Regions from separate parts of the Mus musculus genome. Here all the other regions are linked to region 1. The links are chromatin loops, found by intact Hi-C in ENCODE. Cell type or tissue: heart. All regions are shown on one strand. Links, peaks and the distances in the headings refer to the core of each region. The heading gives the core; the rest is flanking DNA.

What was found. Hi-C counts contacts between places; a loop is a spot of excess contacts. Peaks named below come from ENCODE experiments on the same cell type or tissue, not always from the same donor. Only the 100,000 strongest peaks of a DNase experiment are listed, where the experiment ranks them.
Region 2: a loop joins it to region 1, with 2.2 times the contacts of the local background. A loop is called at or near these places in 5 of 42 quality-filtered maps.
Region 3: it touches region 1 in a loop (4-fold over the local background); 29 of 42 quality-filtered maps call a loop at or near these places.

What each region holds. Positions count from the first base shown.
Region 1 is chr2:74,713,023-74,717,922 of GRCm38, forward strand. The region is part of intron 1 of Hoxd3 (homeobox D3); the gene reads left to right. It overlaps Hoxd3os1 (homeobox D3, opposite strand 1), which reads right to left and starts at 3,108. Exons shown (of 3, transcript NR_027899.1): 1 at 2,684-3,108; 2 at 1,249-1,379. In heart, for the core only: a CTCF peak has its summit at 2,908 (motif pointing right); a DNase peak (open chromatin) is centred at 2,959; H3K4me3 peaks cover 698 bases; H3K27me3 peaks cover 4,000 bases.
Region 2 is chr2:74,823,334-74,828,233 of GRCm38, forward strand. Mtx2 (metaxin 2) reads left to right here and starts at 2,479. Exons shown (of 10, transcript NM_016804.4): 1 at 2,479-2,710. The coding sequence starts at 2,671. In heart, for the core only: no CTCF peak of the experiment used is centred there; DNase peaks (open chromatin) are centred at 2,568 and 2,938; H3K4me3 peaks cover 1,780 bases; H3K27ac peaks cover 1,319 bases; H3K27me3 peaks cover 543 bases.
Region 3 is chr2:75,587,995-75,592,894 of GRCm38, forward strand. The region is part of intron 2 of Gm50595; the gene reads right to left. Among named protein-coding and RNA genes, the nearest start is that of Gm39853, 23 kb to the right of the region's middle. In heart, for the core only: CTCF peaks have their summits at 789 (motif pointing left) and 2,418 (motif pointing left); a DNase peak (open chromatin) is centred at 2,387; H3K4me3 peaks cover 988 bases; H3K27ac peaks cover 325 bases; H3K27me3 peaks cover 1,058 bases.

The sequences.
Region 1 (4,900 bases), core at 648-4,647:
TTAGGATAAACCCAATAGATATTTGAGAAATGTGAGGCATTTCGGCGTTCAAACATCGCGTGTGTTTCTCATTTGTCAGAGTAATGAAAGAGTAGATCTTTTTGCTTTCCAAATGCGTTGTGTTTTTTTTTCCATTTTCCAATAAACACCATACTGCAATATTTCCCTTATTTCGAAACTACTGAACCAAACACACAGGAAAAAAAAAGAAAGAAAGAAAAAGAAAATCTTTGCAGAACATAATGTTGTTTCACTCCCCAAAATTTTGGATGGCATTTGACGATGCACTTTGAAACCCCTATTTCCTGTTCCTTCAGGAACACATAGGGAAACATTGAAACCTTAGACAATCTGCCGCATTGCGCATAAGACTGCACATGGCGGTGGGCCATAGTCCCCAACGTGCTTATCGACAAATCCTTATTGTTTGCCCAGATATTCCAGTATAACAGTGTTGGCTGTACAAATACTTGTGAACAATAGGTGATATGTTTGTAGAAAGGTGTTTTTAGTAATTAAGGATGGAATCACTCTCATTTCAAAATGGAGGACCAGTTGATGTCTGCAGAATTGTTCTGGGTCGGTAACTCAGAGGGCTCACTGTCTCTGGAGTGGGTTTTTGTTTCTTATTTTATTTTTATTCGGAGCGTCTGTATCTTGTAAGCAGTTCCCTATTACACATTGATGACGCTGAGAGTAAGAGGAAACATTCCCTTTGGAAAAACAAGCTCCTTGACTGCGTCCATAGGCCCTGCAGCTAGCTAGGTTCATTGAAGTTGGGTGGGGCTCAAAGACTTGATGGCCTGAGTCTGGGTGGGGCTGGGGGTGGACTTGGAGTTCTGAGGCTGGGTGGGGCTGGGGTGGGCTGGATGCTCGGCTGGCCAAGTTGTAGGTTTGGGGTTTCAGCTGCTTTTTCCTGGGTTTGGTGGCCCAGCGTGTTTCGGTGAAGAACGTGGTTCTGATTACACAGAGGAAGGTGGTGCCAGGTGCAAACATGGAGGATGTAGGGTATCATTGTGAGCCTCGTGGTGATATTCAAAGCTTATTGGAAAGAAACGGTTGGTTGCCACTTGAGAAATAAACGTTTGGGAAGTCGCACATTTTCTCTACAAGGAAAGGCTAAGAGGCTGACACCGCCATAACTGCCTTCATTGTCTCTGTGAACCTAACAACAAAAAATAAACAAAAAAGGAAAGAAAACCGGAGAGAAAAAGAAACGAAATTTAAAGATTATTCGGAGCCTAAGACCTTAGAGGTTTCTGGGCAAAACTCCCAGCGTCCTGGGTCCAAACTTCTATTTATAGACTGGGGAGCCAATGTCCTGGCCTTGGTTTCTTCTTGGGTGGACACAAGAGCTGGGAGTGCAGTCTCTGGAAAGTCTAGGAAATAAAGCAAAGTTCGCTATTACAAACGTAGCCAAGAAAACTGGCTGAAAATCAACCGTCTTTTTCCTATCATATCTTTCTACTAATACGTATATTTTGCCAGAATTCTGTTCTCTGAGTCCAAGAGGCAGGGGAAACCGGAACAAAGACAGTATTTCACCCTGGGCTGGCAGGCAGCTGTTAGAGGTGTTTACGGCCTTGTCGCAGTGCGGCGGAGGCCAGTGAGGGTTTTCGGGGGCACAGGAAGCTGTGGAGAAGCAACCAAGAACTCGGAATTCCGATTTAAATCCAATTTAGGTGCACTTTTTCGGAAATGATAAAAATAGATACCATTGTTTCAAAGGAAAGTATCTCCTAGACTTGATAGTTTTGCAAAACTAGAGGAGAAATTATGCTCTCTAAACCCAGGGTGGTGTTCCCCCTCTCTGTTAACAGATGACAGGGAGAAGCTGCACCCCATATGTGAAAATTCTAATTCAAAGACAACACTGAGTGTCCATCTGCAACATGGAGATTTTGTTGATTTGATTGAACCAGACTAGAAAGATTGATTTGAGGCATTAATTCAGATTTTCCTGCAAAAGAAAACCACGTGTTTCATGCCTCTTTTAGATAGGATTCTCGAGTCCTTCCACAGCCAGGCGCTGGAGTGGTGTGCGTTGGAACCCCCGGCACTGTGCTTGAGGCGGCATCGCTCAGAGCCTCTGCAGTGCGGGGCCGCGCACGCCCAGCGCATGTGCAGTGAAATAGCCCAGCCCAGGGATTGACCCAGTACTGCACAGACTGGGGGAGGGAGCGATAGGAGGAGATAACCAGACCCATTACCCCTTCCTTAGGCTTTGCTGCTCACCGTTTCTTCCTTTCATCTAAAGATAGCCACGACTTTACCCTTGACTACAATTACTTTCAATCTTAGACTTAAACCACCCCACCCTAATGTGTCTGTACACTAGAAATAGGTTGCAAATATGAGCTAGTAGTGAGTAGAATTTTTTTCTTTTCCAGGTGTACACACACACACACACACACACACACACACACACACACACACACGACCCTCAGAAATAGTTTTTTTTTTTTTTCAGACTGGCGCTGCGGCTCTGGGAAAAGGCCTTTCTTCCTGGTGCCCGTTCAAACTGACAAACTTCGGGACGATCGTTCTTGTAACGAACACCAGCACAGCACATTCTAAAGCTCAGGCTCAGCAGAGAGCAATCAGATAAACAAATAAGTAAATAAATAAACAAACAAACAAACAAACAAACAAACAAACTGGAGGGATTTTCCTCCTGCCTCACCTAATCAAGGAGAGATGAGATGCTCGCTTCTGGGTCACAGGCTTGTTGTCTGAGCTGGGGGTGGGGCGGTAAGAGGTAGCCTCAAGGACTTTTGGACTCCTTTTTGCCTCTCCAGTGGACGTGGCAGAATCAACTTCTGATGTCCCAGGAAGGAAGTGCCTAGTCTAGGTTTTCTAGGGCTGGTGGTGTCCCTTTTCGGTTGTCTGGAGCTTTGTCCAGGAGGAGGCGCTGTAGGACAAGCGTCTCGCTGGCTTCGCCGATGCCGCCCATGCCCTGGGTGGGAGGGGAATGGGAGGACACAAGAGCCACCCGTTCTTCTGCCCCGCCTTCCACCTCAGCTCGCTCAGCGCTCAGCGTGCGTGGCATCAGACAAGGGTGGGTGGTGTGATCACTTGTCCGCCAGCTGCCCTCAACCAGGCATCTCTGAGGTCTTTGGAACCTGAAAACTGATGCCGGGGTGAAAGGCCACCTTGTTTCCCTCGGCGACCCAGAGGGGGCGTTATTTCCTCATTCTGTACTCTAGGAACAGGCAACCAGATTTTGTGATAGAGCAAGCTGTTCCTAAACCTCAGGGCCCCAGTGAGAAGCAGCACCCCATGAACAGCTTCAGTTCTTGCCTTTCACTTGTCCCAAGTTCCTAGTACCCAGGACAGGCAGCTTGGGGAAGCACAGCATGGATGGAGACCCTTTCTAGCAAGGCAACTGACCTCCTCCTGCTAATTTAGAACAGCGCCTGGGCCCTGTGACACATTTCTGACTCTCTGAAAGTCTGAGGCAATCCCACCTGCACCCCATAGCTTGCGAATCATGCTGGTGTGTGGACTTCTGTCCCCAACACTCCTGCCTCACCACTGTGCTCGTCGCAGGCCTACTGTGTGGTTCGCCGGCTGGTCTCCGTTCAAAGGTGACAACTCACCCAGCTTCACTGATCCTCAGTTGACCCCTAGCAATGTCCCCCTCTTTGTTAATTTAGGGCAATGATTCTCAGAGGTCTGTGTGAGCCCAAATGTCTGGATAAATGAGGTTTCTAGGTTCCACACCAAACACCCTGAATTCAAATGTCAAGAAGCAGTGTCCAGGCATCCTGAAAACACTCTCCCCAAGGCAATGAAGATATGTACATAGGTTGGAGAGCCATGGGTTAAGGGTGTCTCCTGCTTAGCTCTTTATTCTCCTGGTCCTGAGTTTCTTCTTTGTCTACACTGGGCATACCCAAAGCCCCTGGAGTTACAATCATGACTATCTGGGTTTTGTTTTTGTTTTTGTGTTTTTTTTTTTTTTTTTTAGTTACCACACTATAGGTGAGTAATTTCTTCCATTTTATGCATGAAATTACGGGGTCTATGCATTCCTCACGCTGGGTTTTGCAAGTGCCAAGAGCAGGTTCTAAACTAAGTTCAGGCTTAATTGGGTTCAAATTCAAACCCTACACTTGCTTGATGCTTGGCCTTCAGTGAGCAGGACAATGTCTTTGAGCTCATTTCCTTCTTTGAAAGTAGGAATAGAAAGAGTATCATCAAGAGTTCTTATGAGGATCTTACTTTTTTAGAGACAGGATGTCATTATGTTACCAGACTGGCCTTGGACTTATGGCAATCCTTATGGCAGTCCCCAGGGTACCATGGGGTGTAAGCCCACCACACATGTCTTAGTTTTTACTTCCATGTTACTTTTATATTGAGCACAATCCTAACTGTGTTGAGTATACTTATTAGCTAAGTACTTAAAACAGTGCTTCGGCACATAAACATTTAACACCATTAATGGTATTGGCCCCGCTTTCTCATAAGTAAGACCTTGGATTTTCCAGGCAAAAGAAACTAGCTTATTTTCTCACTAAATCCTTGAGTTCTATACAGGATAAAAGAGACCTAAACTGGACATGATGGTTCATGCCTATAGTCCCCACACTTAGGAAGCGGCAGCAGAAGGATCAACATTTGAATTTGAGGCCAGCCTAGGCTTCATATGGAGTTCAAACCCAGCCTAGACTACTTAGCAAGTCCCTATCTCAATGAAACAAAGCAATAAAATAAATCTTGGTCAGGTGTCATTGGCAATGGCCTCTCAGATCTCAGTGTCTAGTACCCAGGAGGAAAGCTCTCTTGGCTCTTTAACAGGTGGCCTTACACTCCAGTAGGTGTGTTTGGAACTTCTTGGGAGGGCTTGCAGTCTCTCCTAAGCTCACTGTCAGGTCCTCTAGTCCCTTTCAGCATC
Region 2 (4,900 bases), core at 368-4,367, 110 kb after region 1:
AGAAGCCTTGGTTTTGGATTGAAGAGCTTTTCAAACTGAGCAATAAACCTGCTGCTTAAAAATGACCCAGTCTAGCTAGGTGTGGTGGATCATACCTTTAATCCTCTAGAGGCAGAGGTAGGAACGTCTGTAAATTTGAGGCCAGCCTGGTTTACATAGTTCTAGGACAGCCAGGCAGCCAGGGCTATGTAGAAAGACTCTGCTTAAAAAAAAAAAGAAAAAGACAAATTAACCTTAACCAGTCTAAGGTATTTTCTTCTAGCATCTAGGGCAGGTTAAGACACTTGCTTTAGTAGCAAAGGCAGAGTGTCTTAACCCAGTGCTTCAGAGGCACCCCAGCCCCTGTTTATCTGTGTTCCTGTGTAGCATGCCGACTGAAACTGCAGAATCATTCCATTTGTCTGACTCTCGCTCTCTTGCTCCCCAATCTGTCTCCAGCCTCTGACTCTAGCATCCTTCTCCATTTGGGGCTCACCTCTACCCCTCACACTTGCTTATTGTTTTCCCAGTCAAATCCTGGGATAGGACACTACATCTGATCCAAAACAGTCAGAGCATAGCATCTATAGCTTCAGAAAGGCAACGGATAAAAGAGGCCAGCACAACTTGATGTGACAATAGACTTCCAGTTTTTCAAAGCCGTACGTACATAAAATCCCTTGTGTAAAGGACAAGAATGGAAGGGTTGATTGGCAGGAAGATACCTACAACAGCTCATTTCTCTGGGTCAATATCAACCTCAGGATGAGGAGGAAACTGGGTGCCACATACACTGTTGGGGTTTCCTCCCTCAGCACAAACAGATGGCATCCTACCATCTTCCTTGTGTTTCTATAAGCCTCTCATGAACTCTGAACTTCAGGCAGAGAAAAAGATGCTTTCAGAAGTACTTTGTGTCTATTTAAATGAGGAAGCTTAAGTTTGGTTGAATAGACTTCTCATTTGCTGTGGGGGCTACTGATACCTGCTCTGGTTTACTCTTCAAAACTTCTTACCATTTTATGTCCTCTGAGAAGACTTCTATATACTAGCCTCTGGTATTTATGGATGTGACCATATTTGCAAATTGGCTCTGCAGATAAAACCAAGAAGAGGTCATAAAAAAAATGAGTAGGCCTTAATCCATTGGCTGGTGCCTTCAGTGGAAGACAGAAGTTTGGACAAACAGATGCAAGGGAGAATGTTGCCTAATGGTGGGAGCAAAGGTGGAAATGACTTGTCTAAAGCCATGGAATGCCCAGGAACCCTGGAAATCCTAGAAGCTGGGCAGATGGAGGAAGGACATTTATTTCTATGTCCTTGAGAGCAAGCATCGTCTTGCCAACACTTTAACCTCAGACTTCTAGCTTCCAGAACCAGAGAGTAAATGCATCCGTTGTTTTAAACACCCAGTGTGTGATAATCTGTCCCGCACCTCTAAGAAAGCAATATACTACTTAAGTATATGAACAGAAATTTAGACAATAAACTGTAATGGAGGGTCAGAGATCTGTGGACAAGAAACAAAATCGCCAGGCGTGGTGGTGCACACCTTTAATCCCAGCACTCGGGAGGCAGAGGCAGGCCAGGTACAGTAGTTTACTCTAGGGTTGGGTGGGAGGTGGGCAGGGACAGACCAAGTTCCGAGTGTTGTTGGCCAGCCTAATCCTTGTGCTCCAGATTCTCAGTGAGAGACCCTATCTCAAAATAGAGGATGGAGAGCAACTGAAGAGGTACTGAGACACTGACCACTGTACAAGCTGATGCATGTGTGTGTATGGGCTATGCTACCGAGCCTGAAGACTTGAGTTGGATCCCTGGAACCCACATGGTTGGAGAGAACTAAGTACCAAAAGTTGTCTTGGGTCTATACACTGACACACACACACAACAACATCGTCTCACCTCTCCGAGCCATGTTCTCATCAGCGAAAGGGGGCTTTGGCTCACCAAATGATTTCTGAAATCAAGTGTAACTTTATGCTTCTAATTTTCTAATTCTGTAATATTTATGATTTTTGGTCAATTGTAACCTATAGTTAAAAAAAAAAAAGATTAGACTAAGAGGAAAGATTCAAGGGATCTAGCGCCCTTCCTTTTACTCTTGTTCCTTCTACACTCAGAAACAAGTAATTGAAGTGCTTTATTCTCCAAGCTTCATTTTGGGTGCTTGGAGTTGAAAGATTAAATTATGTCTCAGCTCACAAGCTGTGTAAGCCTCCTTCTGGCTAGCGCATTTGAACAAATAACCAACACTAATATCAGTCTATGGACCCCGAATCCTACAGTTAGTGGAATTGAGAGAATTCCTGAGTTTCTGGGCTCCAGTAGAACCAGACCAGGCACTTGAACCTCTTGAAGCTGTTTCTGTCTTGTTGAACTGCTGAAAGGTTGCAATCAAATCCAAAAGACTCTAGCCAGAGAGCCTGCTCTCTTAGGGCTCTCGCAGGTCCGGAGCGCGCGGGGCGGAGCAGCCGGAAGTGCCGGCGCGCGTTGTCAGCGACGCCGGAAGTGCTTGGTCGGCCTGGCGGTAACCTTGCGGGCCGAGCCACCGCTGCCGAGGTGAGCTCTGCTCGTCTTAGCGTTGGCCCAGCGAAGCTCGTCAGCTGCCGGGGGAAGGCCGCCGAGGTCGCGCGGGAGGGCGCCGAGCGCCGCGGAGCTCAGGCGCGCGCGCAGGACCTCGCAGCCGACATGTCTCTGGTGGCGGAAGCGTTCGTCTCCCAGATCGCAGGTAGCCCGTGTGGGCGCCGACGGGGCGGCGTGGGTGGCGGCGGGGATCCGCGTGGGGAGGCGGAGGGCTGGAGTTTCCCTGTAGCCGTGGGTCGAGGGTGCTGAGTCTACAGCCCGGGTGGAGGCGGCAGCGGCCATGGAGGCTTGGCCTCACTTTCTGGATGAGGAAACTGAGGACACATGGCCAAGGTCACCCTGCAGGGACAGAGTCCTGACCTCACTCCCTCCGCGGCGCTTTGTTCCCCGACTCCGCGGTTTAGGTGGCGGAGGCCCGGGGCTGGGGATCGAGGTGGGGGCGTGGCCACGGGTTGGGTCCTCGCCTCCCCCAAGGTTTCCGTGGGAATAGGGCAGCCTCTCTGCTCTTGGGTTCTCAAGTTTAAGGTGACTGTCACTCTTGAGCTGCCCTTCTTTACCTGTTGTTGATGGGTCACCCGAGTTGTTCTCCAAGCCATTTGCAAAGTCTGTGGGATTCTTTGAATTATTCTTAATGGGCATGAAGTTTAAAGAAAGTAAACATCTTTTGACACACACACACACACACACACACACACATTCGTATTGAAGTTTTTATTTTGGCGAAAGTGGCTATGATAGAAAAAAAGAGTCAAGTTAATGGGATGAATGTTAATTCCAGCAGTGTTTTCAACGTTCGAATGAGGAGATAGTCACTAAGATAAACAGTCGTATTTGGGGTAAAGTAGTACATTGGAAATGAAAGTATAATGTGTTATCAACTTTTCGAAACGCTTTCCATTGTATTGAATTTGTGTGAACTTAGATTTCCTTTAAAATAGCATTTTATAGGAGAGAGGATAGAAGAGAGATTGTAAGCTTCATGAAAGCAGGGAATTTTGTTTCCCATTGTATCCTAGGACCTGTCTGTCAGTTCTCTTTAAATACCCATGACTTGAGTAAATAACACAGATTTCAAGTAATGTTTCTCTCTGACTTTATCAGTGAGGTTGAAAAAGTCAGGCCTCTGACTTGAGGTCAGTGGTTTATTTTAGACTGATACTATGTCATAAATCATTTCACAGTATATGTTTGTATTCTGAATGTATATATCCAATGTGTGATTTCTTTTCAACAAGAAAACAAGAAATGGTATTTGATAAACTTTTGATAAGTTCAGAATTCTACCTCAGTTAGTGAAGTTTACAAATCCCCAGGAAGTTTGTATTTGTCTTAAGGTGCTTGTAGTGGTCTGTTATGGTAGTAGGACATATTTAAAGCTAGATAGTTCAGTAAATAGAAAGTAGTATAGGAACAGCTCCTAAGTCAAAATATAGCATGAATTAATTCTCGATGTATTAAAGATTTAAATGTAGCACAAACGAACTTACAATAAAATAATAGGGAAAAAAACAAGGGCAAATACAGGGTATTATTTTTGTAAGATTGGATAGCAGGAGTTTCTAAGCAAAACATGGAGTATACATTCCATAATCGAAATGGTTGTATAAGAATATAGAAAGTTTTTGATGTTAAAAGACACCATGGGACCTGGAGGGCATCATCCTGAGTGAGGTAACACAATCACAAAAGAACTCAAATGATATGTACTCACTGATAAGTGGATATTAGCCCAGAAACTTAGTATACCGGAGATATAAGATACAATTTGCAAAACACATGAAACTGAAGAAGAACAAAGACCAAAGTGTGGATACTTTGCCCCTTCTCAGAATTGGAAACAATCACCCATGGAAGGAGTTACAGAGACAAAATTTGGAGCTGAGACAAAAGGATGGACCAGCTAGAGACTGCCATATCCAGGGATCCATCCCATAATTAGCCTCCAAACGATGACACCATTGCATACACTAGCAAGCGTTTGCTAAAAGGACCCTGATATAGCTGTCTCTTGTGAGACTAGGCCGGGGCCTAGCAAACACATAAGTGGATGCTCACAGTCAGCTATTGGATGGATCACAGGGCCCCCAATGGAGGAGCTAGAGAAAGTATCCAAGGAGCTAAAGAGATCTGCAACCCTGTAGGTGCAACAACATTATGAACTAACCAGTACCCCGGAGCTCTTGACTCTAGCTGCATATGTATCAAAAGATGGCCTAGTCGGCCATCACTGGAAAGAGAGGCCCATTGGACTTGCAAACTTTATATGCCCCAGTACAGGGGAACGCCAGGGCCAAAAAGTGGGAATGGGTGGGTAGGGGAGTTGGGGGTGGGGAGG
Region 3 (4,900 bases), core at 368-4,367, 870 kb after region 1:
TCTGGCATTTCTGACTGGCCCTGAGTTTTGAATAAAGAATTAGACGTCTTAAAAACCAACCGACATGTGTTCTCTTGGCCCACAATACTAACTCACTGTGGGTTTGTAAGAGATGTAATGGCTACCTACCATACATTTTCCAAGATTGTAAACATAATTGCTACTTACTAAAGCAATCCTGTTCTGGAAAGAAGAATTCTGAAGATAAAGATAGGTTTCTGAAGGTTTTTGTTCTGTGTGTGTGTTGTGGTTGTTGTTGTTTTGTTTTGTATTGTTTTGTTTAATATTGAAGGTGTTTAGCTTTGAATTTAAGTGAAAATACTATCTTAGTGACTAATGTTAGATTTTTAAATAACATTTTAATTGGTTGGAGTTTTTCCCAATATCTACCCTTCCCTTTCATAAAACTGGCTTCTACTGAAACATCTTTATGGATTTAAAAGTGACAACAAATTTAAACTAAAACTCTAGTGTTTGAATGGTCTTTTCAGGTTAAATGCCTATCAAAATGTAAATAGATGATTTCTTCTCCAGCAAGATGAGATCGGGTTTTTAACCTGGCCAATTGCCCATATAAACAATCTTTAATATTATTTGGTCATCTTTTGGTAATTAAAATGGCATATCACAACCACTTTAAATTTATATCCATGTGACAAGAAAGTTATTTAAGGCGTAACTGTGGATAGAGGAAATGTCTCTTTAACAGATTCTTTCAGGAATGCATCTAACAGGAAGCAAAGGTTTTCAACGGCACATAAAAACAAGAAGCAGTTGAACAGCGCCACCCAGAGGTAAGAAGTATATTACATCCAGAGATGATATCGCGAACCTTACACTCACTCAGCCGTCCTTACAGCCACTTCCAGATGTTTCTCTAGTAATATATCAGACATTGCTGGCTCCTGGGTCTGTATTGAAATCTAACATTTTAGTAAGTAAAATTAAATGTTTTGCTGTAGAAAAGGTGCTTTATTTCTGCTTGTTAATTCCTGTCTTTTGAAACAATAAGCACAGGTTGAATAAGAGGCAACACGCCTTCCAGAAATGCAGATAGTTCACCCACCTTTCTTTAAGTAAACGAAATTATTAGGAAAGCCCATTTTAAAAGAATCACTCTGTCCCTACTCCACTATTTCCATACACCCCTAATTACTTTTCTGTCTGGGTTTGTTGAACTAATGCATATTTCTGAACCAAGATTATATACCATTGGAAGAGATCTTAAGAAATCCATTGAAAGCCTGCCATCAGCACCATAAAAAGAGGATTACATACATAAGAACCCTGGGCAAGTACAAAAAAAGGTACTTTTATTATTATTTTACAGGAACTATAAATTTGACTTTTAAAAAAATCTTATTTTGTGCTCAGGATATGGTGCAGGCAAAACACCAGACACACAAAGATACCTTTAAATTTTTTAAGAGTTATTTTGGCCGAAATCAAAATGAGCTTGCCGATCTGTAATTACAGAATCGGGGTACCCTTGAACCCAAGACAGAGATGCTGCTGCATTGAGCTACACTACAGGAAAAAGGCCTCGTGTTCCCCCACCGCCTTCAGCCAGCTCAGATAAACCAGCACAGGCAAGCTTTGCAGAAACGCGTAGAACCGGTCTCAGGGTTGCTCCTAAGCAGAGTTGTACGCGTGCGTGCGGGGTAACCCAGGGCTTTGGAGGCCCTGCGTGCGGGGTCTGTAACTGCGTTGCCATAGCTATCTGTCACGCGTTCCTGTCAAGACTCCCGGCTGCTGCTTTCTAATCGCCTGAGAAGCAGCCTTCCTGTGACAAGAATCAGGCTCCTCCGTTCTGATCTGCATCTTTAGCCTAACAATGAGAAATGGGTTTCCATAAACTTAAAAGAGGCAAAGAAATGATGCCAAAGCCATTACTTGCTGCTTCGGATTGGAAGGAAGACACCTGTCCCTTTTTAGACCAGTAATAAAGGATAAAACTATGACAAAGCCGTCAGCGTTTCATCTGGAAAATAAAGGGAATCAGCTGGCGCTCTCCTAAAGAAAAACAAAATGCCTTCCCCTCCCACTCTGAAATCTGCATCAGAATCTAGCCTCGATTTCACGTTGTGCTCAACCTTACAACATGAGAGAAAATTATACTGTCATGAAAACCAGTGCAGAAGGATCTCGTTCTTTTTAATGCTCCCCTCGTGTCTTTATCCCTTTCCTCTAAATAGCCATGGCATTGTCCACCTCAGTGTTTTGGTTTGAAGCCGCTTCAGGGGCTTCTGGTTTTGCAGCCTGCGGTTTGAGGTTGATCAGGCTGCAAGCTGCAGCTGTGGGAACCCCAGGCTTAAGGCATTTGGAGTTGGTCTTGGGCAAGCTGCCTCACCAGGGATAGCACAGCGCTCCCTAGCCTGGTTTAGAAAACCCACAGCATTACAGCGAAGGCCCATGCGCGCCACCTAGTGGACACGATCTGCCTGGGGTGTCATCAAGACATGGTGGGTTATATAAAAATCTGCAACCCCTATAGTTCGCCAATAAATACACTTTTCTTCATACTATAGTCAAACCGACGAGGAAGGGGACATATTTTAAAAGAAAGTGTCAAATGCATTAACTCACAAAAGCTTCAAGACTGTCTTTTCAAATATAAATATTATTCAGCCCTTCCTTTGGGGCTCAGGAAACCCGGAGGGGAAGAGGAGGCAAAAAGAGCCAGAGGGGTGGAAGATACCAAGGAAACAAGACTTTTAAACACAACAGGACTGGTGCACATATGAACTCCCAGAGATGGAGGTAGCACGCGGGGCGGGGCGGGGGGGGGGGGGTGTCCTGCACCAGATGCAGATGAAAGGAGGAGAGGACACACTCCACAGTGCTAATCCAGAAACTCTCTCCAATCTATAACCACTTGGAAATGAAAATTTTGTTTTCTCCAAGGAAGTCTCACTGGAGAAACAAACCACTCTTAAGGGCAGGCTGCAGTGCCCAACAGGAGAGGCCGACTGAAAAGGAACCCAGTGGTGACTTTAAGGTTCCTTGTCTCCTAACTCCTTACGTCAGAGCTTTTTTATTAAAATAAATAAATAAATACACCGGGTAGTGGTGGTGCAAGAAAAAGTTACTGTTATTTTATTACAATTAGTTTTACTTTATAGGTTTTGTGTATACACCATGGATTCCAGGTTTGCGGTTTTATGGGTGTGCCAAGAAGTGAGTCTCTTTGTCTGCAGCTGATTCTTGTGCCTTTTCTTGAGTTCTTGTGCCTTCTGTTTGTTTGTTTTGTTAGATTCTGATTTGTTTTTGTTTTATCTCATTATATTTTATTATTATCCCTTAGAAGCCTGTTTGTTTTCTAAGGAAAGACAGAAAGGGAGTGGACCTCAGTGGGAGGGGAGGAGAGGGGAGGGGAAAACTGAGAGAAATAGAGAGGGAGGGGACCACAACCAGAATACAGTGTATGAAAACTCTATCTTCAATAAGATTGTGTGTGCGTGCATTCGTGTGTGTGTGCGTGTGTGTGTGTGTGTGTGTGTGTGTGTGTGTGGTCTGTGTGTGTGTGCATGTGTGTGTGTCTGTGTGTGTGTGCATGTGTGTGTGTCTGTGTGTGTGTGTGTGTGTATTTGATATATATACATATACATCAAATATCAAAATGCTGTGTTACTTTTACCTTTATGGAGAAAGGGGAAGGTTCGTATTGACTGGCATGCATGAAGGCCCTGGGTTTGAGTCTCAGCAATGCACAGTCATGCCAATAATTTGATTTTTAACACCCCCCCCACTCCAAAAAAATAAGTCTTTCTTGTTTCTCCTCTTTTTCTGCACATTATTTCCTGGATGAAAGCACTTCATTTTTTTTTTTCTTAGCCAAGTTGTATAAGACCTCATTCAAATCACAGTCCCTAGGAAGTTCCTCAGACCGATCTGAACTCATGGGAGACTAAACCTTCTTTAAAAGTGTCACTTGTAAAGATTTCCTGATTGTCTCGTCTCCATGATCTCCTTGATTGGCTTCAGCTGCCTTCAAAGGCTTCTTCAATGTTGAGTGAGCAGCTTTGACACAGGTGACAGCCCTGTCGGGATAATATAAACACGCCAGCATCCCTTCCAAGGCACAGCAACAGCAACGCCCGTTTACGGAGCTCCAGAAAAGCCAGCCCTTTGTGCAGCAGGTACTGGGTCCTCAGCAGCCCCACTGGGTGCTCACAACACCTAAGCTTGAGAGATAGGAGCCTTAGTGACACGAGAAATAAGAAATAGAGCCGAGCTGGAACCCTAGCCCAGCTCCTGGCTCCAGAGTTTAGATGCCGAACACTTCATCTATCTTCTCTGTTGTGATTACGTGAACGCTGCACGTCAATCTTACTGCTGGTTGTATTCTATCTCAGTGCCTCCCTTTCCCGAAAACCAGTTACCAATTTATTCCCCCATCAAATTACTTTAGATCGTGGCTAAAGCTATTTGAGTTTGTTGGGAGCACTTCCCACTTTGTTCCTCAAAGGATGAAGTTACTACAGTCAAAAGATTTGTACAGAGGAGGGAAAAGAAATCACTGATGAAAAGACCAAGGTAGGAAACTATGCCAGCTGCCTTCTGGCTGAGCGCAACAGAGCGGTGCAGGGCTGTGGGGCGTGGGAGGTCCGGTGCCCACCGGTTCTTTTTGGTTTTTCGGCTCACCTGACCTCTTAGATAGACAGTCTGATTGGAAAATAAACACTCTTGCAGCTCCGCAAGCTTGGCTGAGGTAGGCAAAGCCACCTGCCAGCTTCAAATTCAGGAAAGGAATCCCAAGACTCTCAGATATTTGAAGATGTTTAAAATTGCTCTCGTAATGTTTGAATGCAGAAAGGGGCTTTTCAAAGAAGCAGGAGGCTTTCCAATAGCGAACCCTCAAAACAGCCCTGTGAGTCCCTAAGTCATAATAGGACAAGTG